Linked DNA regions of Mus musculus: region 2 is linked to region 1. Evidence: chromatin loops called from intact Hi-C (ENCODE). Cell type or tissue: left cerebral cortex. All regions are shown on one strand. Links, peaks and the distances in the headings refer to the core of each region. The heading gives the core; the rest is flanking DNA. Region 1 has its middle 170 kb from the start of Gm25143. Region 2 overlaps Mettl25 (methyltransferase like 25).

The links. Peaks named below come from ENCODE experiments on the same cell type or tissue, not always from the same donor. Only the 100,000 strongest peaks of a DNase experiment are listed, where the experiment ranks them.
Region 2: a loop joins it to region 1, with 8 times the contacts of the local background. A loop is called at or near these places in 4 of 42 quality-filtered maps.

Annotation. Positions count from the first base shown.
Region 1 is chr10:103,776,321-103,793,076 of GRCm38, forward strand. No RefSeq gene overlaps it. Among named protein-coding and RNA genes, the nearest start is that of Gm25143, 170 kb to the right of the region's middle. In left cerebral cortex, for the core only: a CTCF peak has its summit at 8,778 (motif pointing right); a DNase peak (open chromatin) is centred at 8,770.
Region 2 is chr10:105,767,799-105,784,554 of GRCm38, forward strand. It overlaps Mettl25 (methyltransferase like 25), which reads right to left. Exons shown (of 12, transcript NM_207522.2): 9 at 11,790-11,883. Among named protein-coding and RNA genes, the nearest start is that of Mettl25, 65 kb to the right of the region's middle. In left cerebral cortex, for the core only: a CTCF peak has its summit at 6,775 (motif pointing left); a DNase peak (open chromatin) is centred at 6,790.

The sequences.
Region 1 (16,756 bases), core at 5,464-13,463:
CTATTAATTGGAGCTAGAGATGTTTGTGCTTCTGAGCCACCTAACTGGAGCACTAGAAACTGAATTTGTGTATGCTGGAAAGGTAGGTAGAACGTACTCTTACTGGCTGAGTTATAATTTTATCTCCCCTACATAGCACACATTAATAAGAAATAATTTGATGTGAAGTTTTCAAATTTCCTGAGCTGACTTGAAGTTTACACACGTTTTCACATGAGTATTAATGAATAATGAATTGTAAGCCACACAATCATTTGTATATTACAAATAGTTCTTAGCATGGACACAGCAACATATTTTATATTACCCTCAAATCTTTCTGGTTGTATGCTAATTGAAGCTTCAGAATAGTTTTTCTGAGAGAAACATATACATGGAATAAAGAGATTTTTCGGGTTTACAAATGTTATAATTAAGGTATTATAAATGACAAGTATATTGTTCAATACTCATGAAAAAATAAGTTTCTAGAAACTTCTTTCCTCAACTATTTTGAGGAGAAGTGATTGCATAATTTTTAACCAGATGTTCCCACAGGAAGGTAGTAGGATTCTATTTCTTATCAAATGGAATGCTGGAATGAGGATGTCATTCTTTAATTCAAAGATGTCAATAGCATGCTTATTCACTCAGAATAGAAGGTCAAGTGCTCATAATGAACATAAGGGGAAGAACTGGCATATCTAAATCTTCATTTCTTTTTGTTGCCATCTTGGTTGGAGTGAGCTTCTTGGATATGGTGCTACCCTCCCATCATCCACATTCCTCTCAGTAAAAACAGTGAGCTCTCTTTCAGCATCGGCTTCAGGGACATTGTTGCTCTGCTCTGTTGCTGGTGCCCCTCTTGGATGAATAGAAAGTTGTTGGCATAAACACAGGAAAAGTTCACACAACAGCATAGTAACATCTATTCCTGATTTTCTCACAATCTTTCACGTCTCTGTAGATCACAAAACCATTCAATGTCTCAAGTAGAGGCCTGGAATAAATATGAAACCTTGTACTACATATATATTCTCACAGCACATTAATAATTTAGCAATTCTATCTATTACAATTCTTTGAAATACTTTCATAATTCATGTCATGCTCACCACTTCCTTTCCTCTCCTTTCTCAATGATGTTAACACTCCTACAGATGAAAAGAGAAGTACACGTGTGCTCCATATCTAAACCAGACACTATCTCCAATTGATAGTAACTTTCAAACAAAAATTTAGTTTTTCCAAATGAAATCTCAGTAAGAAAACACACTACTTTTAAGATATACTTTATGCCCAGAAGTAGATGGCAACATAAAATGAATTCCACATTATCTCTGAACATTCCTTGTTTCATAATGTCATGTCCGTTTTGTTTGTATATTATTGGTTTGTTCTTTAATCATTTTATGTTATTTTGTTTTGTTTGTATTTTCTCTCTATATTTTTTACCCTACAGGTCTTTGGGTATATGTTATATATTCCAGTTGATTGTTTTTTGTAGGATGGTTGACTGTGCAAAGGTTCTCTGCATCTGTAACTTTTATCTGTTTCTTTCTTTGGTCTTTGGGTTTGTTTGTGTGGTTTGCCCTATTCCACTGTGTTAGTTTTTGTTTTGTCTTATTTTATATTTTATTTTATTATTATCCCTTAGAATCCTGTTTGGTTTTTAATGAGAGAAGGAAAGTGGGTAGATTCAGGTGGAAGGGGATCTGGGAAATAACTGGAGATTTAATGGAAAGGAAGACCAGAATCATAATCAGACCACATTCATTTAGATTGTTTTAAAACTTCCTTGATGGAATTCTATTTCAGCATCATCACTCTCCTCTTAGCATGTGAAGAATTCAGCTCTTGGTTAGTTCATATTGTTGTTCCACCTATAGAGTTGAAGACCCCTTCAGCTCCTTGGATAATTTCTCTAGCTCCTCCATTAGGGGCCCTGTATTCCATCCAATAGATGACTCTGAGCATCCACTTCTGTATTTGACAGGCACTGGCATAGCCTCACAAGAGACAGCTAAATCAGGGTCCTTTCAGCAAAATCTTGCTGGCATGTGCAATAGTGTGTGCGTTTGGTGGGTGATTATGGGATGGATCCCGGGTGGAGTAGTCTCTGGATAGTCCATCCTTTCATCTTAGCTCCAAACTTTGTCTCTGTAACTCCTTCCATGGTTATTTTCTTCCCTATTCTAAGGAGGGATGACGTATCCACATGTTGGTCTTCTTATTTCTTGATTTTCTTGTGTTTTGCAAATTGTATCTTGGGTATCCTAAGTTTCTGGGCTAATAGCCACTTCTCAGTGAGTGCAGCTCATGTCTCTAGCTGCATATGTAGCAGAAGATTGCCTAGTCGGCCATCATTGGGAAGAGAGGCCCCTTGGTCCTGCAAACTTTATATGCCCCAGTAGAGGGGAACGCTAGGGCCAAGAATTGGGAGTGGGTAGGTAGGGGAGCAGGGCGCAGAGGGGGAGGAGGGTATAGGGGATTTTCGGGATAGAACTTGAAATGTAAATGAAGAAAATATCTAATACAAAATTGAAAAGAAAAGAATTCAGCTATTAAAATGCTAGAGCGAGCATGTCATTCTTTATTTCAAAGCAGTCAACAGCTGATTCACTCGCACTGGAAGGCCAAGCACTCATAATGTTCCACCAGATCCTACATGACTTTCCCCTTCATTGCTATTGTAGGGTCCCACCTGCTGCCCATCACTTTCCATCTCCCCATTTTTTTTTTTTTACTATAATCTTATCTGCTGATTCCATACTCTCCACTTGTCGCATATGTTGTTTGGGTATTTCACACAGTTTCCCTATCTTAAACCTATTCCCTTGATTTCATCTCAAGATGTAAACATTTCAAATTTTAATTCGTGTGCATTGTCTCAGTGTTGTCTAATTCATTTTGTCCTTATTAAAACACACACACACCAAAAAAAAAAAACCAAAAAACCAAAACAAAAACAAAAAACAAAAACAAATCCTTTTATCATATCCCTGCTTAAAAACAAAACATTCCTGTGCCCAACTATGATTTTAATTTACTCTCCTTTTGTTTATTTAAAAACTATACAATTTAATAATTGCTCTTTTTTATAATCCCTAGAAGGTATTGAACTCTGATTTTTAGAGCTATATACATATGACCTATGACAGTGACACACAATAAAGATTTAACAAACATGTATGAATGAATACTTAATGGAGACTTGCCAATACAAATCCTCAAACACCTTGTACATTACATTTCATTTGTTATTTATATAAATCTATTTAAAATATTTTATATGTGAGAATAATAATAATAATGAGATTCATGATATAATATCATGCCATAAATAGTTTTTACATAAGAAAAATCATAATTTATGGTAATTTGTACTAACAGAAAAATACACATACTACAGAGACACCAGTGAGTGTCTGAGGAGAGTGAGTGTTAGAAATTCATTAAGAAAATAGCCAAAAACAAAACAAAACAAAACAAAACAAAACAAAACAAAACAAAAAACATTACCAACAAAAAACCCCAACTATTAAATGAAGTAGGAATATGGTATAGTTTGATGTCACAGGTTAACGTCATTTCTTCTTTAACATGAAAAGTTGAAGAAAGTATGAGGTTTAGGGAAAGAGAGGAAGAGAGATGGAGAGAAGAAGATGACATAAAGTCTATAAAAACAGTTTAAAACAGTTGTACACATTGCGATTTGGACAAGGTATTATTAATTATTAAGTATTTTCATTATTTGATTTTTTTATATATGTGCTTCAACGGAAAGAAAACAGTTTCTTTTAAATCTAATTGCTATATACATCGATATAAAATTTCATGGAGAGCAATCATTCCTTGGGTGGGGTGGAAGGGGCAATATATAAAATGAAAAATTCATTTCTGCATAGTGACGCTCATTTTTTTGTGCAGAATATATAGGCACACTGTTTCTCCTCATGCAGCAAGGCTGTAAGCTGAAAGGAAAAAATCCATAGAGTAAAATTATGCAGTCATGAGAGGAGCAGACCCTTCTGACAGCTGTGCAATTACTGAGCTGCTTCTGTGAGGAGAGTTCTTGTAACACAGTAAAATAAATCCTTGTCTTCTTAAATCCTGACAGTACTTACTTCATCATTTGATACCTCTTCCATGCAGCTAGCCCATTGAGCACCAATACATATTATTAGGACATAATCAATGTATCATTCACTGTCAGTAAAAGTCAGAATATTTTCTTTTTGCCTCTGAATCTCAAAAATATTTTTCAGTCCACATCTGAAGATAAAAAGCAAGCATGATTTATTCCTGAATAACTAAAAATGAAACACTGGCAGTATGTTTAATGTGCAGAAGAGGGCAATCACTTTATTGCAGTTTATGGCTAATTGTTTATAAATATAAATAGATATTGAATAAATTTTTGCAAAATGAGTTTCAGGAAGAATAAATTAGGTGGGAGCAATTTAGGCATAGATCCTGTTTTGACAGACATAGATGCTAAGAATATTTTGAGGGATTCAAAGCCAAGAATATCTTCTGAACTCTGTTTCTTGACAAACTGTTTAAATATGTAGGTATTGAAAAGGTACCTACCAAACTGCCCAGTGTATCTTTAGTTTCAGTCTAACGACCCATTGCATGCACATGTATATATATTTACCCCATACATATTCAATTGTATAAAATGTAGAACATTTATAAGATTTAATGTGAATTATATAAAGCTATTTGATCAGAAAATTTTACTCCAAACTGTCTTGTTTTATGTGTCAACTCGACACAAGCTGGAGCTATCACAGAGAAAGGAGCCTCTCTTGAGGAAATGCCTCCATGAGATGCAGCTGTAAGGCATTTTCTCAGTCAGTGATCAAGGGTGCAAGGGCCCATTGTGGGTGGTGCCATCCCTCAGCTGGTAGTCCTGGGTTCTATAAGAAAGGCTGAGCAAGCCAGGGAAAAAAGCCAGTAAATAACATCCCTCCATGGCCTCTGCATCAGCTCCTGCTTCTTGACCTGCTTGAGTTCCAGTCCTGACTTCCTTGGTGATGAACAGCAATGTGGAAGTGTAAGCTGAATAAACCCTTTCCTCCCCAACTGCTTCTTGGCCATGATGTTTCTGCAGGAATAGAAACCCTGACTTAAGACACTCCTCATGAATGGAATGCTAATGTCTTAACATTTGAAATTCTTTTATCTAGATATTTTAGGTTATATATTTGTATATGGGCTGGATGTTTATATTTTGACAGCCTAGGAAAGTACAAATTAATAAAATGATTGTTATTTTGAAAGAATTAATAAGTTCATAAAAGATACAATATTTGCTTTTTGAAAAAAGATGAAATAATTTAGGCATTATTTAGTAATTGTATAGAGTATGGACAAAATGTATATACTTAAATTTGCATTTCAAGTTGTTTATTTCTGTGACTAGATTGAATTCTTAACAAAATGCTTCAAGTGCATCATTTTTGACCCTGCTAAGGTCATACGTAAATTAATAAGAATTTCCATCTAGATTGAAATTGTAATTATGACCCATTATATATGTAAGGTATGCAAACTGACGGTAATCCATTCATTTAATGTAAATATAGGCAGTAGAATGTTATGTACATAGATAACACAATAATTTTTTCCTGAATTCACAGTGTGGTTATGAAGCAACCATATAAAAAGTTACACTACCGATTCTGAAAATGGGTGGCAAATGGGACCAGTGCCCTGCCCTTGCCCCAGTGTCACCCAAGTCAATGTCTCTGCTTGGCCCACAGGCCAGGCTCTTGAATGGAGCTGCAGCTGCTGTACCTGCTTGCACTCTTTACCTTGCTGGTGGGAGCAGAGCATGGTCAGCCTGACTCTGAGCAAGGTCAGAGTATCCAAGATTAAGAATGGCTCATTTTCAGGTTTGATTCTCCTTGAAAGACTTCCATGATACTTGCTGGAGGACATGTTGATGTCTGTGAGTCCTGATGCCACCAGAAACCATGTTGATATCTAACAGCTCAGTTGCTGCCAGATAACATATTGATGTTGATGATATCAGCAGCCACTAAAAATTATGTTGATGCCTACCACATAAATGGCTGCTATGGCCAAGGAAGCCTCTTTAGTGGGAGTATGAAGGCATGCAGACGCATTAACAGAGAGAATGAGAGACGTTTAAGTCTTTCTGTGACAAATCCCCTTGCCAAAGAAAAGAAAACAAAATGGTTCAGACATACAGCTATTGAAGAGAGTCCTTAAAAATTGTGATAAAGATGCTAACGTGTAGCTCTTCACAGTTGATGGCCTCTAGCAGGGGCTGAGGAAAGATTCAGTCTGTTGTCTTTAGGGACCTGGACACTGGGACGCTGACCAAGTTCCAGTGAATATATGAGCAACACAAAGAGGACTTGGTAGTCTTTTTCCATTTTCTTTCCTTTATCTTATTTTTCTTTTTTTCTTTCAGGGGAAGAAGGTACAAAGGTGGGAGTGTGGAACTGGGAGGAATGGGAGGCGGGTGTGATCAGGGTGCATTTTGTGAAATTCTCAAATAATTGATCAAAATATTATGTTGGGAAAATGTCATGCAACCTAAGCAATAGAATTAGGAGAAGTAAGTCCGAAGAGTGTAAAAAATTAAAGAGATGTGATCCACTGTGAACCTTGAGGTTCAAAAGTGGTAGACAATTAAAAGGCAAATACTGTGTTGTTTTTTTTGTTTTGTTTGTTTGGTTGGGTTTTTTGAGGCAAAATAGAGAAAAATGACATAGGAGAGACGTTGGTTCAAACATACTACACTCACTTCCTATGGGTGACTAGAGATGACATCATGCTTCTTTCTACAACATGAAAGTAATCTGTAGGGGTACTGGTTAGACCAGGAGTATGGAAAGTGTTTAGATAGTGATTCACAACATTTATTATGTGTTTGTGAAATAAACTTTCATAGTTTCCCCTTCTTTCTCATTATTCATTTTTGATTCTCCAGTGTTTACATTAGTCTGACTCTTCTTTAAGATGGGCATTTCCTTATGAACCTGTAATCCCCTTTAAAGTGAAGAATGTTGTAACATCATGTCATACTTTGGCATGTGAATCATTCCCAAGTCTATAAGCCCCTAGTCTGGTATAAGCTCTAGTTAGCAACCAAGTGAACGTTTCCATATAGTGTCTACCCTCATTCATGTCAGGAATTGCTCACAGTGTGAGTTTGGGTAAATGAAGAGAAGAAAAGGTGTACTCTTCTCGGAGATGAAAGTGAGAACTTCTGTCATGTTCTGGTGATAACTTCCCTCCATCACCACTAGTAGAACAAACTTGGAAGTTGGCCCCAGTCTTATAAATTGAAAGCTGCACAAATATTGTCAAGGTGGTTAATTTATTTAACCTCTAGTTGCTTTCTTCAAAAAACTTGAAAGCCTGTAAACTTTCTGTTGGCACCAGGAGTAAAATGGCTATGCAAGAAAAAAAAAAAAAACACTCTTACAAATCTACTACTTGGTGCCTATCTTGGATAATTTTATTCTCATCTTTTTGTTTACTCTTATGGATAAATGAAGCTGTTCTTTTCAATTTGTTAAAAAGTAAAATGTATCAAAACAGCAAAGATATGCAATGAGATACCTTGTTCTAGTAAATGCTAAACCAATATGGATCACTCTGTATTATTATGCTCAAAGTATTTATGGATGTGGTCTCTCATAATCCACATATCCAAGATTAGATGGTTACCTAGAGGAAACACAAAGGAGACTTGCCAAAACACAAAGGCAAAATAATTCTGTATGAATTTAACAGACAACCTTGTCTATACACACCAAGAATAAGCATTGCCAAGTAAAATATTATTTCTGCAGTTTGGGATGCCCTTGGAAATTTAAAAATTGTTCCTGATCTTTAGTGAACTGTTTATGATATCAAAAACCACAAACTAGTGTGGAATCATTCAATTCAATTCACAGTCACTTTTCAGCGGATAACTGGTAGAGATAGTGATACAGTCAGCACTGAGAGGTTTCTATAGCTTATCAGCCAGAAGATCTGCCCCCTGATCTCACATTAAACACATTCTTATTAAGAGCCATAGATTCACTGCAGAAATGCAGTATTCCTTAACTGCATGATGTGCATCTCTTGATTACTATTGACCATTACTAGATAAGAATAGTTGATTTCAATGCCATTTTTGGTCCTATCACTGGATTTAAAGATAAATTTAAAATCCCTCTCTAATGATGTTGCAAACCTCATTTCAACTTTTTTGGTGGGTGGGATTGAATCCTGTGTATTTAATCTCCATAGATTGTCTTTTGAAAATTATTTTTAGTACTTGCTTTTACTATCTCATCCATATTTTAGAAATTATCTCTTTAAGAATGACAGATGGCTTTAGGCTCCTATTCTACTACAGATCAAATGTATCAATGTGTTGGAGGAGAGAAGCTGATACAGAGAAACTCTAGTGATAAGTATATGAAATTAAACTTCAACCTGGAGGAATCATGGGAATTCCAGTAGCAACAAAATGTTAGTTTGTCTGAATTTCTGAAACAAGGAGATGGGTGTATGTAAATAGTATACCCTGCTTGACATTTAGACAAATGAAGGCAAGGTCATTTAATCGGAAAGAGGAGGAATTTCTCTTTACCAGATTTTCTATTTCATTTGAACTGACATCTGGCTCTAATTTTTCTTTCCAACTTAAAATTCTTTTATTCACTTGATATTGGTTCAAAGTTGACATTTTTAAAAAATCTTGCATTTTAAAACATCTTCATAATTTAGAACACAGAATGCTATTGCCATTATCTGCACACTAGAGGGCACTAAGATATGCTAACATGGCATGCACTCAGAATGATACCTTAGATAACTTCTGAGGAATCATTCTTTTCACTTTGAAATCTTTAAAAAAGACACAGAAAAAAATATAGTTAATACTACACTATAGATATTAATTTTTTAAAAAATAGCATGAAGCTATCCATTTTAAATTACATTTTCATTATATATATTGGTTTAGGTCTAGGATCAAGTGTACAATGGCAATCGTGTCAACTTTTAATTTAAGGTACATTTTGGTGAATATGAATGTCTTGTTATATTAGATAAAATCTTGTTGAAAATTTCCTATGAATTTTCCTAAAGTTATACCTCTCAAAATCAACTTAATAATGTCTCCTACTGATCTTTAATGTTAACTTTTAAACTATCTTGATATAATTGCATCAATCTAGTATAATTTCATTGAAAACACAATAGCCTACCATCGCAAGGTCTGAAAAATAACCAGCTATTATTGTTGTTGTTGTTGTTGTTGTTGTTCAGGACATTAACACTCACAATGAATATATTTGCATTGTCATTTTACGGTTTATAAATGTGCTCAAAACCACAGTGGTATTTCAATTATCCGATGACAATTTTAATTTATACTTTTCTCAAATATTTCAAAATACTCTACACTATTTCTTGAATTCCTTTCTCTAAGCATTTTTAGATTCATTTATAAGCAGCTGATTTTCTCCGTTTACCTTTTGGCCTTCTTTATTATCTACTAATAAGATATGAGAACAGGGATTTTGCCACCTGTGAATTGAAAAGTATTCATATTGTGTCTAGATTTCGGAGCCATTAATCTAATTCTCATCTTCTTGTTGATGTACAGAGTAAAGAGTCAAAGGAACAGAACAGAGAGACATAAAAGCAAGCAAGCATAAAAATGTCACAATTATAGAGCAATAACTGAAATGAAAGATTTAATTACAGAATTTATCATTTTGATGTTTCATTCTGATTTCTTTCTTGTTTTTGAAAACTGTGAGTAAAATAATTTGTCTTAGTTGGATAACAATACTCTAAGAGTTTGTCCTGAAACTCCTGGCATGGTCTCTGGGTACACATAGCTGAATAGGTAACTGCTAGTAAACAACACAGACTTCTGAACCTAGAAAAATGCTCACGCATACCATTCTGCACTTCAGAATGAAGCTTCCTTACGTACTGTCTTTAATGCAGTCCATTCACTAGAGCCTCGCCATATCTGCAGCTGAGAACCACATGCACTCTAGCTGCAGTCAATAGAAGAAGATATTAAAAACAAATATAAGTTATAAAGATTGCCTAAAGTAGTCTACAGTTTGAGAAATGGTTTGTCAATGCAATATGGAATAAAACAGCAGGTTTGACATATCGGTGCAGAAGTTGCAACTCTGAGTTTTGAAAATGTGTGCATCATAACAGTATGATGTCCCTTTGTTACTGGGTTACCTCAGTCACAAAAGAACACACATGGTATGTACTCACTGATAGTGGATATTAGGAAAAAAGCTTGGAATACCAACAATGCAACTGACAGACCATATGAAGCTCAAGAAGAAGGAAGGCCAAGGTGTGGACTTGAGGCCCTAGGGAGTGGGAGGGCTTGGTGGAAGTGGGGGTAGGGGTAGAAGTGGGGGTGGAAGTAATGAGAGGACTGTAAAAAATTAATAATAAAAAATAATGGCTTAGTAGTATTCCATTGTATAAATATACCACATTTTCTGCATCCATTCTTATGTTGAGGGACATCTGGGTTCTTTCCAGCTTCTTGATAGTATAAAGGCTGATATGAACATAGTGGAGCATGTATCCTTATTACAAGTTGGAGCATTTTTTGTGTATATGCCCAGGAGTGGTATTGCTGGATCTTCCAGTAGAATTATGTCCAATTTTCTGAGGAACCACCAAACTGATTTCCAGAGTGGTTGTACCAACTTGAAATCCCACCAGCAATGGAGGAGTGTTCCTCTTTCTCCACATCTTGGTAGCATCTGCTGTCACCTGAGTTTTTGATCTTAGCCATTCTGACTGGTGTGAGGTGGAAACTCAGGTTTGTTTTGATTTGCATTTCCCTGATAATTAAGGATGTTGAACATTTTTTAGGTGCTTCTCAGCCATTCGACATTCTTCAGTTGAGAATTCTTTGTTTAGCTCTTTACCCCATTTTTTTTTATAGGGTTATATGTTTTTCTGGCATTCAACTTCTTGAATTCTTTATTTGGATATTAGCCCCCTAAGACTGGCAAAGATCTTTTCCAAATTTGTTGGTTGACGTTTTGTCTTATTGACAGTGTCCTTTGCCTCAGAGAAGCTTTGCAATTTTATGAGGTTCCATTTGTCGATTCTTGATATTATAGCACAAGCCATTGCTGTTCTGTTCAGGAATTTTTCCTCTGTGTCCATACCTTTGAGGTTCTTTTAAAACAATGAATTCATGAAATTCTTAGACAATGGATGGATCTAGATGATAACATCCTAAGTGAGGTAACCCAATCACAAAAGAACACACATGATATGCACTCACCGATAGGGGGATATTAGCCCAGAAACTTCGAATACCCAAGATACAATTTGCAAAACACATGAAAGTCAAGAAGAAGGAAGACTAAAGTGTGGACACTTTGATCCTTCTTAGAAGGGGAAACAAAATACCCACGGAAGGAGTGACAGAGACAAAGTTCAGAGCATAGACTGAAGGACTGACCATCTAGAAACTGCCCCATATAGGGGATCCATCCCATAAACAACCACCAAACCCAGACACTATTGCAGATGCCAACAAGAGATTGCTGACAGGAGCCTGATATAACTGTCTCCTGAGAGGATTTGCCAGTGCCTGACTAATACAGAAGTGGATGTTCACAGTCATCCATTAGAGGGAGCACAATGAAGGAGCTAGAGAAAGTACCCAATCCCTAGGAAGAACAACATATGAACTAACCAGCAACCCCAGAGCTCCCTGGGACTAAACAACCAATCAAAGAAAACACATGGTGGGACTCATGGTTCTAGCTGCATATGTAGCAGAGGATGGCCTAGTGGGTCATTAATGGGAGGAGAGGCCCTTGGTCCTGTGAAAGTTCTATGCTCCAGTATAGGGGACTGCCTGAGCCAAGAATGGGAGTGGGTGGGTTGGGGAGTCTGGGAAGGGGGGAGGGGATAGGAGATTTACAGAGGGGAAACTAGGAAAGGAGATAACATTTGAAATGTAAATAAAGAAAATATCTAATAAAAAAGGGAAATAAGATTTAAAAAATAATAAGATATAAATTAAATAAATAAAAGTATGTTCTGGTTGGATTACATATATAAACTTAAGTATTTTTTCTTTCTAGTGATACTGTTAGTTTAATAGTCATAATCATCACAAAAGGTGTACGGTGGTGTTTTAGAGTTTGTACACTGGAGCCAATCTGTCTGAGCTGGAATGTGGGCTCTGCAGTTTACTGGTGCTATGGGCATCATTAGTGTCAATTAGTCTCCCTATGGACTAATTTCCTTACCTGAAAAGTGAAGTTAATTGAGAATGAGGTATCATGAAAATGAAAGACGAATATTTACCTAAGGAATTTAGAACAGTATATGAGGAAAAGTGTCTATGTGTTTATTAAACATCTAGGGAATGGGTCATTCTGTATCAACAAAATTCTGTTGGTTGTTTTTTGTTTGTTTGTTTGTTTTTTTTTGCTTTTGTTTGGTTTTTTTTTTTTTTGATGCTTTGAAAAACAGCAGTTGATATTTTTCATTTTTTCCCAGTTTTTCCTTCAACTAAGGAGGTTTCTTTTTAAGTTACAAAAATTTTATACAGTGGTTCACACCTATGAGTCCAAGTTTTATTTTTTTGTTTTTTGTTTTTTGTTTTTTGTTTTTTTTGTTTTTTTTTTTTTAAGTGAAAATGCTATATTTAAATTTTGTCCTGAAGTTGGAAGTGTTCTAATTCTGGATCACTAAAAAATCATCACGTTTAGATAAAATCTATCCTTTGCACACATAAGTAACAATATAGAAAGAAGTAGGAAGTTACCTTGTGTGCATGAACACATAGTTTTAAAAAAGAACTGGACAAAGTAACCTATACAGTTAGTATATGATTCTTACACACCCACACTGGTGGATGATAATGATAATAATAATAATAATAATAATAATTAACAATATTATTATTTACAACCCAGCCATTGTCCCCCTCCTGTTCCCCCTCCCAATGTTCCTCATCTCATTCCTCCTCCCCTCCTGTCTCCAAGAGTATGCTCCCCCCACCAGGTCACACCTCTCCCTGGGGCTTTAAGTGTCTCAAGGATTAGGTGTGTCTTCTCCCTCTGAGGCTAGACCAAGCAGTCCTGGTATATATATATATATACCAGGGGCCTCGGACCAGCCCATGTATGCTGCCTGGTTGGTGGCTCAGTATCTGGGAGCTCCTAGGGATCCTGGTTAGTTGAGACTGCTGGTCTTTCTATTGGGATGCCACACTCTACATCTTCTTTCATCTTTCCCCTAGTTCAACCATTGGGGTCCCTAACTGTAGTCCAATGATTGAGTGTAAGTATCTGCTCCTGTCTCATCCAGCTACTGGTAGTGTCTCTCAGAGGACAGACATGCTAGGCTCCTCTCTGTAAGCACATCATAGCATAAGTAATAATGTCAGGTCTTGGTGCCACCCCCCCCCCCCCAAGATGGATCACAAGTTGGGCTGGTCACTGGACCTCTTTTCCCTCAGTCTCTTCTCCATTTTTTTTCCTGTACTTTTGGACCAGAACAATTCTGTGTCAGAAATTTTCACTGTGGGTTGTTAACCCCATCCCTCCAATTGAGGCCTTGTCTATCTAGTGGGGATGGAATCTTCAAATTCCCTCTCACCACTGTTGGGAATTTCATCAAAAGTCACTCCCATTGAATCCTGAGTCTCTCACCTCCCAGGTCTCCGGTACTTTTCTAGATGGTACCCGCACTTCCTACTCTTGCATATTTCCATTCATTCTGTAGGCTCTCTCTCTCGGCTTCTTTCCTGTCCTGTCCCCCACACCTGATTTTGTTCTGCCTTTCCCTTCCTCCCTCCCCCCTCCCACTCAGGTCTCTCCCTCCCTTAGTCTCCCATAATTATTTTCTTCCCCCTTCGAAGTTGTATCGAAGCCTTTCTGCTTGTTAACTTTTCAAGTTCTGTGGATTGTATCCCAGGTATTCTGTACTTTTTGTCTAATATTCACTTGTTAGTGAGTACATACCATGAATGTCTGTATGAGTCAGTTCACCTCATTCAGGATATTTTCTAATTCCATCAATTTGCCTACTAAGCTCATGATGTACTTATTTTTAATAGCTGAATAACATTCCATTGTGTAAATGAACCACATTTTCTGTATCCATTCTTTCCTTGTGGGACATCTGCATTCCTTCCAACTTCTGCCCATTACAAATAAGGCTGGTAAGTGCCATGGACTGGGCCCAGTCACACCCCCTCAATCCGTGGGAATCAGGGCCTCGAACAGATGGGCATAGAGTAGGGGTGACAAACAGACTTGGACAAGAGAGAGTGTGATGGATCTGAATGTCTTGTCATAAAGTGAACACCAGTCTTATATAATACAGAAAACAAAGTGGTAGTATGTCAGAGCAGGCAAAGTACATTGAAGTTATCTGACACAAAACAGAGGAATGACTTCAAAAGGACTTACAAGAACCAGGTGATGTTTACAATAAGATAAAACAGCCCTGCCTAGGGTCAGCTAATGACAGGTAAGGATTTCACACCCTAGTCACAATTTGTGCTACTCCTTTGAGCCTTGTGAAAGCTAGCACCAGGAGGTTCTGCTCTAGCAGAACTTCTCATGAATAATGAAATACTCAGCCCCCTTATTTCCTAGGCCTTGGTAAGTTCTTGCATATAAGTGTAACTTGGCTGTTCTTTTAAGTATCTGTAGGGAATCTCCATTTGTCAGAAGAATTCATCAACTTGCTTCTATTATGCAACTTAGTCTTCTATACCTGGCTGTAATGAAGATTCTAAGTATACTTTGTTAAGCTTGCCCTGAGATTTCTAACTCTTATCCAGAAAAATACTGTAAGAAAGCATGCAAGACCCTCCACAATATTGCAGGGACAATTCTGGGGTATTCTAGCTGTGGGAATGCCAAGGTTCCAGGACACTAAGTTTCCTTGAAACTCTTACCTCAGGACTGTTCCCAGGTTTCTAAACCTGTAATGTGAGTCACTAGTGGAGTGGATGTAGCAGGTAAGAACATAGTGGAGCTGGTATCCTTTTGGTATGTATGGTGGGGCATCTTTTGGATATATACCCAGGAATGGTGTAGCTGGTTCTTCAACTAATCTAAACATTGAAAACAAAGGATCAGTCTGAGGTTCAAAATAACACAAAATCTCAACAAAATAGGTTCTTTAATCAGTGACAACATTTTTATCTGGTTTATATTCTGAACTTTAAGAGTTACTACATTACAGATTATACAAATTTAAATTTCAGTTTAAACAAAAAAATCTAATAATTCTTAAATTTTCATGTCCTCATATTTTATAATAGAGCACATAATGCTAAAGAAAGTTGCCTTGCATTATAATTATGTAGACAAGTACGATAAAGATACATACATTTTTATATAGTAAAATAAATATAGTAAAATACAATATAACTACTAGACAATTTTAACTATCACTTTAAATGACTAAGCTTATATTTTACATTGGTTTCCATAGATGTGTGTATGTGTGTGTGTGTGTGTGTGTGTGTGTGTGTGTGTGTGTGTGTAGGTTCATACAGAAGTTGAATGACACATTTCTAAGGTCAGTTCTCTCATTTCACCATATGAGACCAGAAGTATATCTCAGCTCTCCAACTCTGACAGCAAGTGATTTTGCCCACTGAATCATCTCACCAAACTTGCACATATTTTTCTTTCAAAAAAAAAAAAAAAAAAGAAAAGAAAAAAGGTATTTTCCTGGTTCTTATTGACTTTGTAGATCTATGATTTGAATGATAACCCTTTCAGAGTAAAAAAGAGAAGATAGCCTTGACATAACAGAAACTACAACAGGGTAATTACACTGTATTCAAATAGATACATTTGATAACGTAAACACATAATTAGGTAGTATATGATTATTAGATGCATAGTAACATCCAGGCATTTTTATTTCTTGTACATGCCAACAGGATTCATTTATCAATATGTAAAACCAGATTTTGGGTTTTACCTGTTTTTCTGGTTGGGAATTATTGTCCTTGTCCTTTCAAACAGTGTGATAAGCAGTCTATATTACTTCTGGATAAACACACACAATAAAATACCAAAATAATCAGCTCTGAGCACTTTGCTAGAATTATTAGATAGAACACTTTCTTTCTTTTTTTGTTGGATTAATCAAGCTGGGTATCTATGAACATGAGTTTGCATCTCTGTAATTACTCACTGTTCCCATTCTGAGGGTGGAGGTGGTCTGATGATATTTCTCTGAGTCTGGGTGGATGAAATAACGACTTGAAATGGACAGTAGATTATCTGCTTTTGATACTTGAACTACTGGTGTATCTAGGTTATCAGTTTTACATTCTCTCTCTCTCTCTCTCTCTCTCTCTCTCATATACATATACAGATAGATGTTGGGAGCTATTAAGACAACACAATTGTCCTGATCTCTGAATTGGGCCTCTCCCCAACAACCCTGAGAAGAAAAGGGTGTCAAAAGCGGGCCACTGACGCACTGCTCCAAAAACAACCATAGATTGTTCCAGCCCTAAGTCAGCACTGGATGTCCTGACCACAAGATGTACCCTGATACCGCCAAGTTCCTGCTTTCTGGTGTAGTTGCCAAAAGAAAAATTTCTGCTGCCCCATCCCTCCTGCTGAGGTGCATTTCCCTTGCCCCATTCCTCCTGCTGAGAAGTACTTCCCCTTTTGCTTGTGCATTTAAACCTTGGGCCTGGCTAATACATTGGGGTCTTGATGCAATTCAGAACATT
Region 2 (16,756 bases), core at 3,156-11,155, 2.0 Mb after region 1:
GACATGATAAAATACTTCAGTACAATATTTGCATGAGCAGAATTCATAAATGTTTCTTCATGCTGTCTAAATATTGATTGATTTTTATTTTATGTGCATGCGCGTTTGCCTGAGTGTGTGTGTGTGTGTGTGTGTGTGTGTGTGTGTGTGTGTACTGTGTGTATGTAGCTATCCACAGAGAGCAGAAGGTGACAGATCCTGTACACCTAAAGCCACCCTATGTGAGTACTGAGAATCGAATCCTGATCGATCTTCTGCAAGAGCAGCAAGTGCAGCTACACGCTGAGTTACCAGTCTTCATGCTAAGAGGTCAGCATGAGGGGACATTTACACACACACACACACACACACACACACACACAGCACGCACACACACACACACACACACACACACACACACACACACACACACCCCACACACACAAATCATGTTTTAGTGGAGTTTTGATAATGTTATATACATCATTTCCATATATGTATTTTATTTTTGAAAAACTGTATTCTGATCATATATTTCCCCTATCTCACCTCCTCCTGGAGTTTCCCCACCTCCCACCTCTCCATCATATACAGTGGTATATTTATTTTAAGAATTATTGTGGATTCATTATTAACTGAAGCCCATACAATATTCAGATTTCCTTGGCTTTTACATACATTTTACTACGTTTTCAGTTTTGGAATCAAACAAAGGATGATGTATAACATTTAGCTGTATTAGCTTTGACACTTTCTTATTCTTGTTTTTGATAGCCTTAACAAGTTTTGAGAAATATTGATCATATATTACAGAATATTCTTCTGGTATGGTTTAGATATTTTTCCTTCACAAAACAACGAGGGCAGGGAGGACACTGGAGTACAGTGCCATGCCCATGCCTCAGAGCGAGGGGCCACACTAGCCACCTCTCGTGTCACTGTTGATGCTGACCTTGACTCTCTGCCTCAGACAATGTCTGCAAGGATTTTTTTTTTTAAATTGGGGAGTTCCTTTCCGTCCCATTCCCAGAGTCTACTCTTCAGAAGAACGTGATCATGTACTGCCCCACCTAGCTAGTCCACAGTCACGATGCCTGTGTTTGTGTATAGAAGACTGTGGCGGTTTTAGTGAAAATGTCCTCCATAGACTCAGATGTTTGAACACTTGGTGCTCACTTGGTGGAACTGTTTGGTAGGTTTAGTATTACAGCCTTGCTGGAGGAAGTATGTCATTGGCACAGGATTTGGCTTTGGGATTTCGAAGTCACACACCAGTCCCAGTGTGATCTCTGCATTTCTTCTTGAAGTTCAAAACAACGAGCTCTCAATTTTTCCTGCCCCATGCCTGTCACCTACCCTGATTTTGTGTCATGACAGAATCTGGAACCATAAGCCAAATCAACACTTCCTCCTATAGTCTGTCTTGGCATGGTGTTCTATCACAGCACTAGCAAAGGGACTAATACAACTATCTATATAAATTACTTTTCAAGAGCGATTTCTCTCTTTTTATCTACTTATTCTGTTCTTAGAAAGATCAGTATGAGGGTCTGCAGTGTAGCAAAGGTGGCCATGACACTTAGAGGGAGCTCTGGATGAGTTCATGAGAGTTGCATAATCGTTCAGCTTTTTTTCCCCCACTCACCTGAGCAGGTGACTTAGTAACTGCCTTACCTCCTATCACAGGAGGGTGAGATGAAAGCTGCTGAGATGCCACTGGCTAGCAGAGAACTGGCTCAAGAACTACGGTAAATAGAAAACCTCCTCGTGTAATGCAGTTATAACACAATTCCCAACGTAGGGAACGATAGGGATGGATAAGTCCAAGAGCAATTTAGAACTCCAAATAGACCTGGCCAAAAAAGAATCTCTGAGACATATCATTTTTAACATGTTAAAGCTAGATTCTAAGTAAGTAGCAAGAGAAAAACTCATTACTTCCTATGTCAAGCACAGCAGAACAACACTGTACCTCTTAACAGAAAGCTTAAAAAGGAAGGGAAGCGGCTCTGTTGGTAAAGGTGCCAGCTGCTGTCCTGAGTTTAGTCCCCAGAACCCACATAAATATGGAGGGAGAGAGCCGACTCTACACAGCTGTTCTCTGGTTTCCACATGTGCAGTGCACCAAGGTATGTACTCTCCCATATGTACACACACACACAGTAATAACAAAACTTAAGCACGCTTAAAAACCAGAAACACATGGAATGATATATTTCAGGTCATGAAAGCAAGTAACTGTCAAGATAAATTATATTTTATCTAGCAAATATAGCTTAAAATTGCTGGAAAATACTTTCCAAGATAAGCACAAGTAAAATCAATTCACCCCCACTAAGCAAGCATTACAGGAGTTACTTAAAAGAAATTCCACACACAAGAGAAAGAAAGTCACAACACAGGAGCACACGAAAGAATACATCTCATGAGGAACAGACTAAGAAATGAGACTATGGGGCAGAAGATGGTTTTGTCATTAAGAGCACTTGCTGTTCGTGCAAAGGACTAGATTTCAGCTCACAGCACCCATGGTGGGCAAGTCAAGTGCCTATGATATAGATGCAGAAGACCCAACACTTTCTTCTGGCCTCTACTGGTCTCATATATAAATGTGCATATAAACACACACACACACACACACACACACACACACACACACACACACACACAGATAAATCTTTTTAATTAATGAAATCTCAAATAGAATCAAACATTTCTAATTCAGTAATCAATACATGTCTAAGGTAAAGAAGGGAGAAAGAAAAACAAACCAAACTAAAACAGTATCACAACCAACTAGAAATGTAGTAACCATAGTCAGCAGACATCTTAATGATAATGTAGATAGAGGTTAATGCTCTCAATGCTCAAATTAAGACATTTAGACTAGTTGACTGGATCAACCCATAAGATCCAGGCATTTGTTTTAAAAGACAACTCAACAATAAAGAATCACACAGAAAAACAAAGGATAGTAGTGTGCATCAAGTGAGCAGTAATAGGAAGCAGGCACAATATCTCACAACGAAAACAAAAGACAAATATAGTCTAAAGAGGTAAAAAGGTCACTAAGTTACTACATATTGTAAGGAATACAGTCTATCAAGAAGAATCAACAATTTAAATACATGCTCACCAACTGTTGGGGCACTTACGTTGAGAAAACCAACCATGGGGCATAAAGAACAGCCAGGCCTACATAATGACATAAACAGGTGACCTCAATACCCCAGTTTCAGCAACAGAAAATAATTCATATAGAAATTCAACAAAGAAAATTGAGACTTAACCTGTCATAGATCAAACGGACATAGAAGACATCTAAAAGGTTTTGTTCCCAACGGCTACAGAGTACACAGCATACACTCTGAAGCTCCTGAAAGTGTCTCTAAAAGAAACTACAATTAGGGCCTTATGTCAAGTCATTAAAATACAGAGGAATCAAATTGATTTGCATATGTTATTAGGAATAATGGAATAAAAATAGTAATAAGTAGTAAGAGAAACTACAGAAACTCTGCAAACACATGGAAACCAAGAAACATGTTCCTAAATGACGGGGTGGGCGGGGCAGTTACTGAAGAAATCAAGGAGAAAAGTAAAAAGTTCTTAGAATTAAATGAAAATGGAACTACAAATAGATGTAAAAACTTCTAATGAATACCTACAAACTCAGCTCAACAATACATTATAAAAATCATACAATATAGTCAAGTTTGTTTCATTTGAGGGAAGCCAGCATTGATTCAACATATACAAACCAATAGGTACAGGATATTACACAGACCAAAGAGGTTAGGAGAAGGACTGTACCTTATATAATAAAAAATACGATATGGCAAATATATTCTGAAAACAGTACAGTTCTAAATATAGTGTCTGTAACTAAAAACAGAACCACCATATGATCCACCTATGCCACTCCTGGGGATGTAAATTATTCTACTAAAGAGAAATGAGTTCTACCATGATTATTGGAGCATAATTCACAATAACCAACTTTTAGAACAAGGTTAAGTGTTCATCAATACATAAAGAACAAGCCAGACACATAAAGACAAATGTCATGTACTTTTTCCTAAGATATGAAACCTAGTTAACAGACACACATAGACAGACAAACATATATACGGACACCATACACATAGCATGGATGCAACATGCAAATTAGGCGGGGTGGTATTTGAGAAGGAGGAGTCTAAACAGGCAGGGAGTGAATAACCTTGAGCAAAAAATGCTATTATTAAAATCAGCTTGTACAACAAATATATTCTAATAAAAAAATTAAACCATTCTTTGTATATATTATCAAAATAAAGAAAAAGAAACAAAAAGCATTAAAAGAGGCGGCTCTAGAGGTAAGGTTAATTTTTAAAAAGTTTTTGATTCTTTGTGAGTTTCATATCATGCATTCCAGGTACACTCATCTCTGTGTCCCCTCATATCCACCATTTGCTCTTGCATCTTCTCCTCCAAATAATATACATACACAAACACAGACACAGACACAGACACACACATAAACACAGACACGCACGCACACACACACACACACACAAAGACACAAACACAGACACACACACACAGACACACACATAACAACAACAAATAAAGCTGTAGTATGTCACAGTGTGTCCCACAGTATATCCCTCTGTCCACACATCTTCACTTGCAAATGTTCATTGGTCTGGTTCAATATCTGTGATTTCTGTGACACCATCAATATTGGATCCACATCAGAACTCCTTCCTGTTATCCTGCTGTTGCCCCGTGTCATGGAGATCCTGCAGCTCTGGAACAACAGGGCAGGCCTTTGCAAGCAAGCATCCCAGATGCATATACACTTGCATTTGCATGTGATACAGAATGTGGGGTCTGACAATTCAGAGACCTGGATCTGGGCTTGGGCCAACCACTCCCCACTACCTGCTCTCCTGAACCGCTCCAGCTAGGCAACCCAAAGCTGCCATCAGCAGGAGGCAGGGGCAGCTCTCCTCTTCTCATGCCCCCAGGGCAGCGCAGTGTCACCCACACCTCCAGCGCCAGCTCCACCGTTGCACTGTGAAAGTTCAGAGGCCCGTTTTCTCAAGGGGTGCATGCAGTGTGGGAAGGGCTGGGCCAGCTCTCCTGCTCTCACCTCTGCAGACTCTCACAGTGCCTTTCCCATCAGGGCCAGCTTCACTGCCCAGGTGAGGTGCAGGGCCTGCTCTCTCATGATCCCAGGGTCAGCGCTCCTGGATACTGCAGGTGCTGAGAGCGTAGAAGGGTAGAGCCCCCCGGCCCCTCTCCACCCGTCACCTCAAACCAGACGAGTGGCAGGGCCAGCTTGCCCACCCCTATCAGGGCAGGCTCACCTTTGCTTCCTACACCAGGATTAGCTTTATTGCGCTGTCCAGGAGGTGCAGGACCTGCTCTCTCACTCACGTGGCCTGGGGCCAACCCCTGGACTGCCATGTTTGGGAAGAGTCAAGGAAGCTGAGGCATCACACCTGTACCCACAGCCCTCATGACTGAAGAGTGGCAGGGCCAATTCTAGCCCTTGAGGCTGGTTCACCTGCGCCCCCCCAGCCCCCCCCCCCAAACCAGGGTCAGCTCTTTTGTGCTGTTCAGATGACTTCCTGTCTGTCTTGGTCCTCCAGTGCATCGCTGACCAGCTTTGATTTGATTTTTATGAGTTGTAGGCATAAGATAGCTTTGTCCACCAAGCCAGGCATCAAGCTAGGATGAACAAAGGACTGCCATCTACTCTGCCTCTGACTGACGCAAGAACACCACTATCATCAAAGGGTTAATTTCATAAATCCTCTCAAGCAAGCATGGACAGATAAAGCCAGTGGCAAAGAGGCTCATGTGACCATGGTGTAAGAAACTTACCATACTGTTTCTCAAAAGATTATTGACACTGTATTTCTTTGTAGAAACAAGAGAGGATTGAATTAACATACATATGACTTTTAGAAATCATACAATTATGTAGACAGGTATTTCTTGGGAATGTGAATCTTAGGGGAAGTAAAATAGATGTTTTGATTTGTTTTAAAAATGAAAGGTAAGCTACGGGGGATTGCTCCTCCTTCTCTTCTTTCATATTTGGGTTTTAATTATTAAGCTTTGAGACTCCATATTCCTTCTGGGCACATATCCAAAGGAAATGAAATCACCACCTTGGAAGAATATCTATGCTGCAGTATCCATTGGAGCATTATTCATGAGAGCCAAGATGTAATAACCATCTACTCTTTCACTGACAGATTAATGGATTAAAAAAACTACCCTGGTATTTGTGTGCATGTCACACACACACACACACACACACACACACACACACACACACTGAAATACTATTCAGCCTCCAACAAGAAGAGAATCCTGTAAACCTGCCACAGGTACTTGATATTGTGTCACAGTTGACTGTTTCAGAGGTACATATTTAGAATTAACTTGCTTGGAGAATGGTAAATGTGCTTTAAAAATAGTGCATACTTTATGAAAAGGGCCAATAAACATCACTCCAAGGTTATTACAACTATTCAAGATGAAGGAGCTAAGAAGGAATCATTTTGAATAAAAAGTCTTCAAAGATAACCATGTTCAACAGTCTGCAGTGTGCCTGACTTTCCTTTCCCAAACTTGGTGATGGTAAACTGCAGTTTAAAACATAGAAACATAACGTGACTGTTAGGTTGCTGCTGAGAGAATCATAAAAGGAAAAAAAAAAAGCTCAAAATTAGTGACTCTCAACAGGGGCAATTCTGGCAAATGCCAGGTTGTTTAGAATCGTTCTCCTGCTGACATCTAGTGGCCAGAGGCCAGAGGTGCTGGGAGTACACGGAGCTGCTTCTCACTACAAATTCAGATCCACAGGCCGGTGGTGCAGAGGTTGAAGAAGGCCCTGAGAGCTAAGTCCACTTGGCTTTCACAACTGACTGCAGACTCGTGGAGAAACTCTTCATGCTTTGTGAGAGCCAGTGTAAATCCAGCACATTTAGCCTCGGTGTCCTTTGAAAGGAGATGTCTCGGAATTTTCGGTTTCCTTTCATGTTTAGTATAATTTCTTGTGACTCCAATTTAAACGGGTGTAGTAAGTAATTCGCTTACCTACACTGTTAAGTGCACAGCAGTACATTTGCCACCCATGGAATTACACAGAAAGGTCATTAATAAAACAATTATGGATCTAGTCAAAGCTCTTTTAAGTCTTTTGGTATATTTAAAAATTAAAATTCTATATAGCATTTAGGATTTCTTGAAATAATGCTACATACAAATATCTATTGGTTGTGGTGAAATTTTTAATTAATACTCCTATTTCATAGTATGCACGCAAAATGAAATATTTGTATTTTATATCAGAAATGTAATTTTGGTTTTATCACTTTTCCTGTTCCAAACAAAGACCTAGAAAGCACTATTTTTAAAAATCTCTTTTGCTTAAAATCAAGACAGTAACCCACCCCCAAATCCATTCTTATAGGTTTGCTTCCGTTCCTATACCCCATTGTTTCAGACCCTAAGATGTTTGCTGGTTTTCCTCGTTCTCAGTGTACTCCAGGTCATACTTTTGTTTTCCTTTAAATCACTTCTATTTAAAACACAAAACAAAATAAAATGGGCCCTGTGATTATACGAGAAAACCAATAGGCCATTATTAACATCTCTATTAGTTAAGTAAAAGCAAGAAATCATTTACTACAGTCTTTTTAGTCAGTGATACTTGCCTTTTCCTGAGACTCCTCCTAGATGTATTTTGAATAATTGAAGCAGCTACCATGAGTAATTTTTTCTTAAGCTATTTCTTTTAGGAAAGTTCAGAGCACCTGTAATGTGCCCTGACAGCACACAAGCAGACGCCCCATCAGTGTCACAAGAACACTGCATTGGCTATAGAGAGACTGTACACCACTGCTGCCCAGGACTGTACTTTATATTGGGATCCAGTCTCAGAAGTATGCGTTTCAGAGGTTTAGGTAACTTCATGAATTATGATTTTGCTTCTTCTGTAAGTGTTATAGACCTATAGACCTATATTTTACATTTCTATATGTGACTCATTTCGAGTTTGGGAAAGATGTAAAGTTTGTTTCTAGAGTCATCTATCTACTGTGTCTGCCCTGTTGTCTGAACAGCATGTGGTGAAGAGGTTTTTCGCTCTACTCCATTGTCTTTGTCTCCTTACTAAAGTCCACTTGGCTGCATTTGGATGGGTCTACTTCTGGGCTCTCAGTTCTGTTCCTGGACCCATTTATCTATTACTCTACAAATATCTACTTGTCTTTACACTAAATCTTAAAGCTACCTAGTAACAATTTGTAAGCTTTCTTTTCAGTTAGTATTGTTAGCTCTTTTTGATTCTTTTCTACAAAAGACTTAGAAACAGTTTCTACGTCTACAGAAAACCTTTTTGAAATACTGACTGAGATGTACTGAAACATTGTCTCAAGTTGGGGCGCACTGACACTTGAGAACAGGGAATTTTCCTACCCATGAACACAGACTCTCTGTACACTTAACTTATTTCTAGTTTTGTACTTGAGAGGCATTTCCTTTGAATTCTATTAGAAAAACTGTATCTTTCACTTTAAGAGAGGATGCTCACATAAATACTGATGTATCTTAATTTACGTCAAACTTGTTCATTGTTGGTGTAGAGGAAATGATTTTCTCTATATAATCTATATCCTACCTTATTTAATTTTATTATTTTAATTGCTTGTTGTTTCTTTGGATTTTTTCCATGAACATTATCACGCCATCTTGAACAAGAACAGTCTTCTTTCTTCTCAATCAAACACCATTCACCCCCTTTCTTCTCTGACCGAGAGAGCCGGTAGGTACAGTATGATGTCGAAAAGTATGGAGGAAAAAAAATCTTGCTTCTCATCTTATTGAGAAAATGTTGCTTTTCACATCGAACAGAATGTAGCTGTGATTTTCTGTTGATTAAAGCTATGTGTCTTGATGCATTTTTTTTTGGTAACTTGTCTTGCTTGGTGTTGGTGGTGGTCTCTGATTTCTGGATCTGTGGTTTGGTAACTAGCCAACGGAAGACATTTCCATCATTAGCAATTCAAGTATTTCTTCTGTTCCTTTTATGTTTTTCATTCTGATAAAACTTTAGCTTGTCCAGTGCTTGGAATCCATGGTTTTATTTTCTGTTTTACAGTCTGACTGAGTTCACTGCTTGCATATTCTCAACCCTGAGGTCATTTCCTCTGCTGTGTTCAGAATCCTAGTAAGTCACAATTTCTTCTGTCTGCTTATACTCCGTTTTTATTCATCCATTCAGTCATTTATTCAGAAATCTTTCCTTTTTGCACAGGCAATACATTTTGATTGTTCTTTTTCACTTCCTTTAACTCCTTCCAGATCCACCCACTCTGCTCCTACCTAACACCTCATGTTCTCGCTTTCCTTTACTCTCCAAAACCAGAAACAGTGAACATCAAAACAAACACAAGTAAGATTAAAAAAATCATCAAAGTGAAACAAAGAGGCCACCAACCCCAATAAAACACCCTATACACGGGCACATGCACACAGATATGTGCATACACACATGAACACACCCACAGACACACACACACAAACAGCCACAGACACCATCCCCTACCACACACACACATGCACACACACACCACAAAAAAAGTTCTCCAAACCCAAAAAACCATGGAGTCTTGATTTGTGATAGCCAACTGCTCCAAAGCATGTTGCCCGTTGCAGAACACGGTTGACACCCACTGGAGAGATTTCCCCTTCCCTGCAGATATCAACTGCACAAGGCCTCTGGCTTAGAGGTGGGACGCCGTGTCTACTTCACTGTGCTAGGCTGGAGCTGTGCAGGTCTTGCTCAGGCTATCGCAGTCTTCGAGACTTTAGATGTGCATTGGTCCTGCTTTGTTTCCTTAGAGGCATCTGCCACCTCTGGCCTTCCATAATCTTCCTGCCTGGATATAATCTTTTTAAGTATTTCTATTTTAAAAACATTTTAACTGTTTCCAAAATCTCTCTACTTGCACTGCCCATCTGCTTTTGTCTGATGTCGTTTATTAATCCCAACTTTTAGCACATTACTCCATTTGCAATTGCAGATTATAATTCTAGTGTTCTTGTCACATCTCATGTGACTGTGATGACTTCCATCTCTTCAAATTTTTTTTTTTACTTTAGTGTGCATTGTAAATTTCTGTTATAAAATTGACGTACTGTATAAAAAACACTTTCATGGACATGCCATTAGTAGTGTGGTGGTAAAACGTATTTTGTAATCTTATGCTTGGATCTGTCACTGAATGTGTTTCTGGACTATGAAATTTCCCAGCACTTCTCCGTATTTTCAAGTCCTGTAGTATGGGACAGATTGATAGAACTGACTAATGTTGGCTACTTTCCTTGCCCTCTTCAGTTAGGTATACATGAAACTCCAGTAGCTGTGTTCTAATTAAATGCTGTCTTTTTAGAAGTGGATCTTGGTAAGAACAATTCGCTTAACAAAAATGACCTTTCTCTGCCCTTGCCTCAACAGTGAGGGGCCTTTTCTCCAATGTTCATCAGAACTGGGTTATATTCAGAGGCAAACATCTCAACAGCGTGGGGACCACTTGTAATTGTCTTGCTATCTCCAGCCTTTCATTCTTAGAACTGTTCATCCTGAGCCTCTGAGACTCTGCCAGATTTCCTAACTGTGGTTCGTGTATACGTCAAAGTTTGCTCCTATGTGTACAGCCTCCTGTATCTCTCCACTTTGGGGAAACCCATGGTTTACCCTATGATTTCAGTTATCTATTGTAAATGTATTTGTGAGGAGGAAATGAGGCAATGTGATCTCCTTAGCAGAGCATCTCTCACAAAGTGCTAAGTAAAAGTTAAATATTCTAATAATTCCACATTAAGAGATGTATGAAAGAACTTTTACTGTGGTTACTATTATTTATTAATATTACTATTGATAAACTTGAGAAGACAAAAACAGAAGAAAGAATAAACATAGTCCTGAATTCTAGTGTGTGTGTTGTTTTTGGAAAAGTATAGTAGTTTTCACTTTGAGTAAGCCATAGTGTCCTGTGCAATCATTCATTCAAAAGTAAAAGAGGCTTCATTTTATTAAATAAAACTAGTTACGAGAGTTTTATCAATTAGGTCTTAATTAATTATACACAAATAGAGATGAATAGTAAGTACTGTCATGCAGCTAACAACTGTATATAAATACTGGGGGAATTCTACATCTATCTTGTCATTTACTTATTTCTATATTTTTCAGCTCTTTCTTAACCATTTACCAGCTCAATTTGACTTTTTAGTTCATGTATAACTGGTATTACATTGAGTTTTCCCTTAGAGTCATCTAGCTTACTATTTACTTTCAACAATATTATCAACAATGTTAGATGAGATCCACTGTGATGTTACAACTTAACAGAAAGAGCACACTTAACAGGCTCTCTGAATTCAATAATGAAATTTATAGTTAGCCATAAAACTGCAAATAAATAACTTTAAAATTATTCATTTCTTTATTTAATTCTAATTTTACATTGACAATGTTCTGACTTTCAACCCTATATTATTTAGTGAAGTTATTCTTTTAACTAAATAATCTAAAAAAGTCTCTTTGGTACACAATAATAAACTTTCCATATATTTGACAGGGAAAATGAGTTGCAAAAAAGTAACAGAAGCTTAATTTCAATACAATTGAGACTTCACAGGAGGAGGATGAGCAGAAAGCCAACCACTGTATCCTGCCTCAACCCGTGACTCTACCAGCAATTCCTGTACTATGTGAAAATAAAGCGTAATCATTGACTGACCTTGGACTCATCTAATCCAAGCTTCTTTAGAGACATTCTGACATACTCCAGAAAAGAGGAACATTTGGAATAAATTTTACCAACGTGCTGTTCACTGCAAAACAAAAGCAAACATCTTTTTAGTTTTTCCACTTTCAAGTATAGATAGTTTTAAATTTCAACATGGAGTATTTTAAAATATCTTCCATCTATATGGCACAAGATCCAGATGTGATAAAAATGAAGTAATACTTTTGTGATATTTGTAAGTGACATTATATCAGGATCTGCTTTGGGGAGTTCCTGGACCATGCAGCAGTAGAAGATAATATTCTGCACAATACTATGTAAGAGATGTTTCAAACTTATACTATTAAAAAATCTCAGTTTAACAAGGTCCTCAAGTTTCCACTGTGCTCAAAACACATTTTCCCTTTATTGGCTTGACATTACATTACACATTTTATGGCAACATGCTCTAACAGGGGCAATATTTCAGCTAGTGAGGGAGCTACCAAGCACTAACAGCCAATTGGGGTCTGACTATCATTTATGCCTTAAAGATTTTCAGTGCAATTTAAACAAAGTGTCATGAAATAGTTTTCAATTTAAATAATGCTAAGATGGACTATTACATCTCTCAATTTTGGCTACAACTTAAGCATAATGTAAAGTGTAAAAATCAGAGGCATAAAGAACATCAGTACCTACATGCTATCAAAAGTGGTAAATAAAGCCTCATTTACTGGTGAGAGATTAAACCCATGATTAGACATTATATTCTACCCTTCTACCTTAGCAATGTAGCTTAGATTTCTTCAGTCACACGTCAAGACAGCAACCTCAATTCTACTTACCATGTCAAATAATCATAATTCCAAGTATCCCCTGGATGATTTTGTAAATTACTGTTTGAGAATTTTATACACAGATCCATGCACATACTTTGGTCAAATTCACCCCTATTTCTTCTTAGCTCCCCCCCCCCCCTAATCCTCCATCACCTTTCCTTCTCTCCTCCAAGTGCTGTGCTTAGTAAACCATAAAGCCCAGTAAGTGTTGCATGTACATGCATGGGTTGTGCATCATCTATTGAAGCATGAGTAGCCTCTCCGGGGTCTTATAAAAACTGTCTGGCTGTCTCCCAGTCTCTGTCAACTGCTAATATCTCTTGAGATAGAGGTGAGAGTCCATGATCCCATTCCCCACTCATGTGTCTAATTTGGCTGTTTTGATATATTAAGCATTGAGTCACAACTTTGTATGTCCAATGATGCTGTCATGCCTGGCAAATACGGCTTTACTACAGAAGGCCACTACCCCTGGCTTTAAGGTGAAGAGGCAGGGTACAGATGCCTCATATAAATCGAAAGCACCCATAGTCTCTTACTCTCTGCAGGTTAATTAGTTGTGGATCTCCATATTAATCACCATCTACTGCAAAAGTCAGCTTCTCTAGCCGAGATATGTATGGATATAAAGACTAAACTATGGGTATGAAGATAAGAGCATGGGGTGGGGCAGTGCACTGCTATGTCCACTTAGTAGAATAATAGTATTGGGCTGTTCCCTAGGGTCCGTGACCTCGCCAGTTATGGGATTTTGGCCCAGTTGACAGTATTAGGCATGAACTCCATCTTGTGGGGTGGGCTTTAAATCCAGCTGGAATGTTGCTGGTTAGTTCTATGCCATCTGTGCCACGCCAGTGGCATATCTGCATGCCACCTCTTATCATAGTTTTCAATGTTCACAACTGAGTAAGACTTTTGATGATTTTTCTGCCACATTAGTATTCATGGAATGTTCCAGAACCATGAAAACAGCCTGTGAGAAGAGAGCTTCCAGGTGAGTAGATACTTGATTCCTCCATATCCGACAACTTAAGTATTTGACGTCTTTTAAAACATAGGACTTTTCTGTCACCGTCTGGAAGGTAATCAAAATAAATGGCAGTAGCTTGTAACTTTTTGGAGGTGGGTTATGCTACCTCATTGGCTAACAACTCAGAGAGAGGTAACCCAACGTAGCACTGGGATTTTTATTTAAGGGCCTGTGGTATCTAGGAGGGGGCCGGTGCCATTACAGGGTAACAGGGCTTAAACTTCTTTCCCGTATGTGTATGCACATGTACATACCTTTGGAAGCTTCTACAATAGGTTTCTATAAGGTGTGTTCCAAATTCTGTCCTCTTAGCTAGCCCTCCCCACAGCCTGTCCTCTCCCACTTCCCGCTCCAGTTGGAGCCTCCTGCCTCCATCACCACCAGTGCTCCATACGCATCCTTGAGACCTTAGTTCATTTCTGTTTACATTCTTTTAGAAGATTTTTTTTTTTGTCTTTTAGAAGTGTTTTGTCTCTTCTCTACCCCCAAAGTTGTGACTAACTATTCCATCAATTATACAACCAGGACCCCCATTTACAGCAATGCTTCCCCACCTTCTCACACGTTGTCGACTCTGGTCTTCTCCTCGTAGTGCTTGGTGACTGGTTTGGAATGTCTACCACACTTGCGTTTGTTTTATGTGTGCAGGTAATCACTTCTGAACAGAGAAGCAGATCCCGCCCTCCTGGGCTGTCTTAGTAACTCACACGGAAAAGCCCACGTGCACCAAGCCTTTTTCACAAAGTGGCTATCAATCTGCTTATTCTGAATTTCTATTCCTTAGTATCTTCTCATTCAATCTGTTATTCTACCACTGTCTTGAGTACGAAGGCGATTGAATAGGTACAGCCTGAGGAAGCCAAAACAAATGCTTTACAGGGCTATATGTCATTCTTAGTTTCGACAAATAGTTACCCATCTTATCCCCAACAGATATTGATAGAGTAGACAGGTACAGCTGAAACATCATAGAATACTGAACCGAACTGCTTAGCTAGTCACAAAAGATGCCATCTAATGTCACTTCCTGCTTTTCATCTTAAGAATGCCTCCAGGGTATCTTCCCTGCACCCAAAGGGAAAAGCCATTAAGTCTTCCCTTGGTGAAAGGCCTCTACTGTACAGTGTTCACTGTCACCTTATGGAGTTCCTCCACAGAGAAAGTACATAGACAAGATTGTAGCTTTCTGTGACGCTAGTTCTGCCATCAACTAGCAGCAGTAGTACTTCCTTATTAGAGAACATTAGGATTACCATGGCTAACACATGTACAGTTCTTAGAAGAAGACATATTAACTGTCTCTATGCATAGTATCCTTTTATTTTAAAATTACATTTACTTTGTGCATGTGAGCATGGGTATGCGACGGTGCCTACTGTGGAGGACAGCACACAGTCTGCAAGCCTGCACACCTATTCTACTGTGTGGGGCCCAGGGGCTGAACTCAGGTCATCAGGGTTGGAGCAAGCACCTCTACCCAGTGAGCCTTTTCTCTTACTCTACTCAAAGCAAAACCACTCCTGAACTCATATTTCTGGGTTAGTCTGTGTGTGACTCTTTTCCTCTCCATTTCACTTCTTCAGACAGGGTTTCTCACTGGCCTGGAACCCAGCACTTTATCTAGACAGGCTGGCTGCCGAGGCTGACGGCTCTCTTGCTTTGCCACTGTGCTTTAGGCTTGCAATGGTTTTTATTATAGGTGTGGTTTTATGTGGATAGATGAGATTCCCAACTTGGGCCCTAAGGCTTGAGCAGGAAGCGTTTTACCCAATGAGCCATCCTCTAAGCTCCTGGAATTTTTTTTTAGCCTTCAGTGTAAATATTTTATTAACATTTTTATATTCAATATCTATTTGTGTCTGTTAAGTAATCTTCTGCATATAAATATAAAATTTTAACTTTTCCTCTCTGAGAATTTCCCATGTTTTCAGCCTATTCATCATCCCCCCAATTCTTCCCAGATCCACCGCTCTTCCCCACTGACCTACGACCTACCCACCCACCTTGTGTCCTTTGTTTTACCCAGTAAGTCCAGTTCCTGCTTCCCACGTAGTCGTGGATACATGATCTTCCACTGTCATGAGACCAACCTACCAGATCTCTCTCTCTCTCTCTCATCTAGAAGCTGGTTAAGTAACATCAAAGTTACCAGAATTAGATGCATTACAGGCTAACATCAGAATGTAAGTATAAGTGGAGTGCTTTGATTCCTGAATTTATTAATTTAGACTGCTTAAAAGTAAAAGAAATATTTTCAATTTTCATTTCCTTTATAGCTCAGCTATTGTTAAGACTACTCTAGAACACTATACAATAATTTGTTACATAAGACATTTGAAATCTTTGTATTATTGTCTTTAGCAATAACAGGAAGAAACTATAAGCCAAGTAGAACTAGAAAGGTGACTGGTTGGGTCACTCTCGCTGTTTAAATTCTTCACGAGTGTCCCATGAACCCTGAATCGTAAGGAGTAAGCCGGAGCCCTGCCCTGAGTGAAGCAGGCTGGCCTGGCCCCACTGAGTGTTCCAACACTGTGATGACACTGTCTCCTCGGCAACACTGGCGCTTGCACAGCTTTTGAGCATGCTTTCTTTTAACTATAAACACTGTTCTTAGAACATTCATTCTACTTTCAAGCTTTGTCCTTGGAAGCCCAAACTCCCTTCAGAACCTACCTCAAACAGGGCTTCCTTACGGAAGCCGCCTCTGGCACTCCAGATGAAATTAGAATCCTGACACAAACATTCCTTTCACATGTTCTTATTTTTCTGATTATTCTTTTCTTGATATTTTAACTTAGTAGGCTTTTCCAAAGGGGACGAACATTATAATTTTATTCTTCCTTTCATTTTTTTTGCCTTCTTTATTCCATATTTTGAGCTCACTACAAAAGTTCTATACTAGCGTATCACACAATAAGTATTCATTTTATGTGTAAGATATGACACATAAGACTGTGACTGTGAGCATGGGTGTGTTGTAGTGCCTATGTGGAAGATAGCAGACAGTTTGCAAGAGCCTGTATGTATCCTCTTATTCTACTGTGTGGGGCCCAGGGGTTGAGCTGAGGTCGCCACTATTCTCAGCAGCCAAGGACAGTCTCTAC